Linked DNA regions of Mus musculus: region 1 is linked to region 2. Evidence: chromatin contacts called from ENCODE POLR2A ChIA-PET data. All regions are on one chromosome and are shown on one strand. The core of a region is the stretch at or near the end of the contact, and the rest is flanking DNA. Distances in the headings are between cores, read along the strand shown.

Region 1 (3,178 bases), core at 597-3,096, 98 kb after region 2:
GGGGGTACGGATGGGGGGAGGGAGGGGATTAACGACTGCGCTCCGCTCCGAGTTCTAGAACAGGGAACTCCATGTTTTGCTTGAGGAGGTCCTGATCCACAATACCCACTCCCCTTTCCAAACCCTTTCTCTTCCAGTGTGCAGCAAAACTGGCAGATGGATTGGTATGGCTGGACCTGTCCTGGGACACCTGCCTATCATACCTTCCTCCCATCCATCATTCCTTGAGCTGGCCGGCTGCCTTAGCTGGCTACTGAGGGCACGGTACCCCGTGGGCATTGTAGATCTGTAGTGGTTCCAGCTCCAGCCCCAGCACAGCTTAGTCTCTACTCTGACAGGTGCCTCAGAGACCAAGCTGGAAGAAGGATGCAGCCATTGGGACACACAGGCTGGGAAACCCTCAATCTCTCTTCTTCCCCTTTGCCTCTTTGCACCCCCTTTCCTTTCTCTTCTTCTTTATGCTTTTGTTCCCCCGGTGCTCCCTTCTATTCTGACTGCACCTGATGCTCGCACACACTATCTCTCTCAGGTGCATTTTCTGTCGGCTACCAGGACTCCCAGACTTGTCTCCTGCAAGCTGGGGCACCTCTCTCAACTTGGGCCCCATTTTCTCCTTCCTAGCTCTTCCTTTATTCTCCATCCACGGTACACACCTTGCAGGGGTGCTTACTGGAACCACACACCCGGAGGCTGCCCCTTTTTGCTCCCCCCTCCCCCCAGACTTGCTTTGCTTCATTCCAGTGATGAACAAGGGGCCTTGGCATCCACTCCCTCTGCTACCTCTATCAACACACACTCCAGCATCCCTAGCTGGGGGCTGGAGAAGCCGGTCTCCAAACTGAGTTCAGCGCAGAGACGCGTCTCACCAGCTCCACTTGCACACTGCCAACCACGGGAAGCTCATTATAGTACGCTCAGAGAGACCCAGAAGGCATTTCGGGGACAGACTGCACTAGGGTAGCCAGGGAGCTCGCTTGGTGGGTCAAGCTCAGCCAGTGGGCCCAGCCCGCGTGCCCAGCCCTCCCTCGGGGAGGAGTGGCGGGCACTCACCGGTGGCCTGGCCCGGGCCATCAGCGGCGACGGCAGGAGCAGCAGCAACAGGAGCAGCAGAGGCAGCGGGAGCAGGAGGACGCGCGAAATCGCGCGGAGGAGACAGGCGGCCCGTGCCATCCGCCCCGGGGCTGCTGGGCCTGCTGGGCCAGGCCGGGCCGCCGCCCCTTATAGCATTCGCCCCGCCCCCGCCGGCGCCGGGACCGCACCCCCCACCGCCCCGCCTCCCCCTGCCTTTTGTTCTAAACTCAACCGGCCTGCAGCAGCGGTCTGAGTTAGGGAGGAGTGCCCGGAGGGGCTGGGTCCCTTAGAACTAGTGAGAGCCGGGGAGAGCTCAATTCTGCTCTCCAGCCCCACTTCAGAAGTCTCATCCTTCGCCAGGTCTCTCCATGGTGGCTTGACTTGTTTTAGCCTGTGGCAGGTGGTCAGATCCCCAATCTAAACAGCCCTAGCTAACAGGAAAGTGGTACAATAGCTCTTGCAAGGAGCGGACTATTGAAATGTGACCTCAGGGGAAACTGAGGCATATGGCGGAAGTTGGCCAGTCCCCACACCTTAAAACAAAACAGAGACGGGTCTGGAAAGATGGATCAGTGGTTAGGAGCACTTGTTGCTCCTGCAGAGAAACCTGGCTCCCGTTCCTAGCACCCACAGGGTGGCCATCTAGGAACTGATGCCTTCTTCTGACCTCTACTGACACTTGGCACACGCTGATGCAAATGGCTGATGCAAATGCGCACACTTAACAATTTCAGACCAGAGGCAGTCAGCGAGGATCTTGGAGGGAGGGACCAGATTTTTTCTCTACTAGCAGGCAACTGGGTCAGTTGGCTGGGAGGAAAGGGTCAGGGATGTTTGAGTTGGACACTGGAATCTCAGGTTGTTCCCTGGCCGGGGGGCACACTAGCCAACAGGCTTTTCCTGACCAGTCAGGCTCAGCCATCTGAGACAGGGACAGAATCACATCTGAGAGGGAGGTCTACGTGCTGAAAACAGTTCAACTACTCTAATCTCTGCAGCGAGTGTCCAACTGTGCAGTGTTCCCTCTTGGATGACAATGGCTCTACAAGGCACTGCAGGCCTCTTCCACCAGGCCTTCAGCTCTCTTCTGAATTCTGGTGGGCCAGTGGGGCCCTGAGCTGCTGCAAAGTAGGGGCAGAGAGTGGTAAGTTTTACTTGGCCATCTGCAATCTTTTAAAAAGCCTCACCTTTTAAAGGCTGCCATTCCTTCCCGTCGTCCTTCCTCCCTTCCCACCCACCCCTCTTTTCTTTTTTTTATGACAGAGTCTCTCTCTCTCTCTCTCTCTCTCTCTCTCTCTCTCTCTCTCTCTCTTTTTTTTGACAGAGTCTAGTATGTGTACATGTAGCCCAGGCAGGCCTCCAACTCAAGATTCCTGTCTTTGCCTATTCTGACTGATAGGACTGCAAGCATGTATCATCATAGCTAGAATTTCCAGGTCTGGTTCAGACTCATCTCAGCAGTGTTGGTCAAAGAATCATAAAATGGATGAGGCATTCATAGTCCTACCCTCCACCCCCAAGAGTGGGTTTCTCTGTGTAGCCCTGGCAATCCTGGGACTCTGTAGAGTAGGCTGGCCTTGAACTCAGAGATCTGCCTCTATTAAAGGCATGCACCACCATGCATAGCATTTTAAAAATAAACTCTTCATTGGATGCATGCCTTTAATCCTGACATTTGGGAGACAGAAGCAAGTGGATTTCTGTGGGTTTGAGACCAACCTGCTCTACAGAGTGAGCCAGGCTATATGAAGATCCTGTCTCAACAAAAGAACCCCCAAACCCTAAAACATTTATTTGTGCAACCTAAACAGCCTTCAGTGTTGCCAGGGATGCACGACTATTTTCTGAGGAACTTGCAGCTTATCAGCCAGACCCCCCACCCCCCCCACCCTCCACTTCCCACCCCCTTACCCCCCAACCTGCCCCATTACCCCACATTACCACACTTAGTAGAGGATCTGGAAGGTGGGCTAGCCACGGAGGCCCACAGAAGGGGTTGAAGCTGGAAGAATGTTACCACTTGCCTACTGGATACAAGGTAAGCAGAGGCCAAATAGATAAGCCAGTGGGGTCTGCTCAAGCCTGCCCCCCCCTTTTTTTTTTTAAT
Region 2 (3,013 bases), core at 175-2,674:
AAGCAAGGGACATGCTGGATCAGCCCTCTAGTCTTCCAGGACCCCTTCCCACAGAGTCTGCTCTAGCCAGGCCCCCTCACAGCCTAGGGTCGGAGTCGGCCAGGGCCCCGCCCCGCACCCCACTCCAACGGAAGTGGGGCGGCCAAAGGGAGCCGGAGGAGGTAGTGAGGGCTCTGGGTATATTTACAGCTGCACCTTTCGGTCAACACGAAGCTTCCGTCTTTGAGTACAGGAACTTTGTTTAAGCAGTTCACCTGGGAGAATTGCTCGCTCATGTGCTGCCCTGGGAAGGAAGAAGCCAGAAAATGCGTGCAAGGACTCAAGCAGTATTCCTATTTTCCCCTTTCTCTTTGCAACCAGAGCAAGGTCGAAACGGCCAAAATCCGGATGGGCCGGGAACCAGAGGCACAGAGGTGGCTCAGCTATGTGTCTCTTCCCTGCAAAGTCTCCGGAATTTTGTGAATCTAAACACTGCGTGCCTTCAAAGCAGAAACTGTAGGAATCTTTCATTTTTCTCCCCACGTCCCAGGACAAAAAGTCTCTCTTGTCAGAGCGGAAGTTACGTTTAAAGAGGGCTCTGAACTGACTAAGACCACTCCAAAGAGAGCAGAGCATTCCTTGGTGGACGGCGCTGGGGGTGGGGGGGGTCAGATGATGGGGAGATTGTACCCAGGCAGAATGTGAAGGACTGACATGGTCTAGGGGTAAATGTGCCAACCTTTGAGTATATCCACGGTACGCGTCTGGAAGGGGATGCCATTCTTCTTGGCGAAGATGTAGACAGCGCGGCTGGGTTGTGACAGCAGGTCCAGGTAGAGCTCCAAGCCCATTGCCGGTAGCGACACAAGATGGTGTGCCGACTGCGTTCGATAACAGCAAGCTGGGGTCCAGCACAGCCTCAGTTGGCCAAGCCAAACGATTTCCTCCTCTGGATAGCTGACACCTGCTGATCTTGGGGAGGGAGACGCTTTGGAGGACTTTATACCAAAAGCAGGGCTGAGGTGCGCGCGCACTCAGACTGACTTATGCGATTTGCTCCAGCGGACCGTGGAGCCAGGAATCCAGCCCAGGACCTTAGTCTCACCCGGACGCGGAAATGGCCTAGCTGGGCTTTCGTGGACCCAACTCAGAGTTCTGTGGACGTAGTCGTTTGCGGGGAACTAGACCGCTCAGCTCCTAGCTCTCAGTTACTGCAGGAGGGGATCTTAGAGGCTGATCGCTGATCCTTCTTTAACGGGTGAAGCTTGTTGCAGGCTGCTAGAAACTTTGCCTTAAGGAAGAACTGTGGTTGGTCCAGCTGCCCCGTGCAAAACAGGTCGTCTAAGAACACTGGACCTCCCCAGATCTGTGAGGCTGGGCAGCAAAGCTTGAAGGAGTCACAGGACCACCTCTCTCGCCCGCCTCCAACACTCTCCACGGTAGCATCTTCCGATGGGGAAAAGAGGTGCCCATTATCACTGGCTTTATCTGAATCTTTTAGAGTAGCTATAGCCCGTGGGCCATATCGGGCACCAGAATGTTTCCCTGGGCGTTTTTCTTTTTTTCTTTTTTCTTTCTTTCTTTCTTTCTTTTTTTTTTTTTTTTTTTTTTTTTTTTGACATTGAGGGGTAGGGGTCTTGCTATAGCACAGGCTGGCCTCAAACCCTTCTGCTCCATTGATTCTCCTGTCTTAGTTTCCTGAATGTCTGGGACTCCCAGGTGAGACCTATCCTGCCTGGCTTTCCAGGGAATTTATGTTTGTTTGATTCATTTGGTTGGCTATTTTTTGTTTTGTTTTGTTTTGTTTTGTTTGAAACAGGGACTCATATAGTCCAGGTTGGCCTCAAATTCGACTTCATTTTCCAAGTGCTTAGGACTACAGGCATTTGCCATAGAACCAGTCTTACCCTGTGAGTTGATAGCTAGGAGCTGTGGTAGCCAGTAGGCTCAAACCGAGCTCTCTCAAGTGGCCCCTCCCCTCGCCCCTCCCACCGCCAGAACCGTCTGAAGCCAAATTGCCCTTTTACCTAAATAAGCTGGTGTTGTTTTTTGAGGAAAAGGATTCTGAAAAACACAAAGCTGTCCCCAGAGGAGCTTCTTCTGCAGCCCTGCACCGCACGTGGCTCTGCTCGTGCAAATTCGGTAGGGAGAGCATGTGATCCAAGATGACTGTACCCACCCAAGCCCTCTGATGTGATTGGCCCCTAGAAGTCTCCTGGCCTTGTTTATTTCACGTGCTTCCCCTAGGTCAGACATCCTCTCTCACGGGATCAGATATGGCTCTTGAATGGATGGACCCCTGAATCCCGCCCCGAAACACCCCCCCCCCCCCCCCCCCGGCTTTCACCCTGCAGACTCAGGTACCTGCTTCGCTACTCTCCGGAGAGTCCCCTCCCACACTGGCAAGGAACTGGTTTGGCTGCCTCACTCCCCTCTTCCATCTCATCCTCTCTTCCGGCTTCTTAACCCCTCCCCCCCCCCAAAAAAAGGGCTTCCTTGAATCTTGACAAAAATACCCCTTTTTTTTTTTTTTTTTTTTTGCTACCCTCCCTTTTTGACTGGTAATAGTTTTCATCTTGATTGTCAGATACCTAAAGCCAGAGTGAGTGGTAGTTTGAATGAGAAATGCCCGCCCCCGCCCCACCTCCCCACAGCCCATAGTTTCCTGCGTTTGAACCTAGTGTATGAACAGACCCCAGCTGGTGGTCTGTTTTGTGTGGGTTATGTAGCTTTTAGGTTGTGGCACCTTGCTTGCTACAGGAAGTATGTTGCTCATGGCAGTGGGGTTTGGCAGTTTATACCCTGGGCCACCTAGGGGGAGCCTATCTGACAAACAGGACAAAGAAAATCAGTAGCTAGAACCTGGTTTCATGACACAGCATTTGTTTAGCATCAGTGAACCTAGCCCTGGATTCAACCCTCCACACCACAAAACAAACAAAAAAACTGAAGAGAAGCCAAGGTTCACAAATCACACCGAACGGTGGTTACTGAAGTGGTGGGAATAAAAGTTGGAATGGCTGACTGCCAGAGA

The links. ChIA-PET counts read pairs that join two places held with the same protein, here RNA polymerase II (POLR2A).
Region 1: POLR2A ChIA-PET joins it to region 2 with 69 read pairs in embryonic stem cell. The contact joins the promoter of Chchd10 here to the promoter of Gstt2 in region 2. POLR2A ChIA-PET finds 5 or more read pairs at or near these places in 4 of 5 experiments (Patski and embryonic stem cell).

Annotation. Positions count from the first base shown.
Region 1 is chr10:75,931,284-75,934,461 of GRCm38, forward strand. Chchd10 (coiled-coil-helix-coiled-coil-helix domain containing 10) reads left to right here and starts at 1,847. Exons shown (of 5, transcript NM_175329.4): 1 at 1,847-2,215. It overlaps Mmp11 (matrix metallopeptidase 11), which reads right to left and starts at 1,219. Exons shown (of 8, transcript NM_008606.3): 1 at 1,051-1,219. The coding sequence starts at 1,170.
Region 2 is chr10:75,833,457-75,836,469 of GRCm38, forward strand. Gstt2 (glutathione S-transferase, theta 2) reads right to left here and starts at 1,425. Exons shown (of 5, transcript NM_010361.2): 1 at 719-1,425; 2 at 196-283. The coding sequence starts at 830.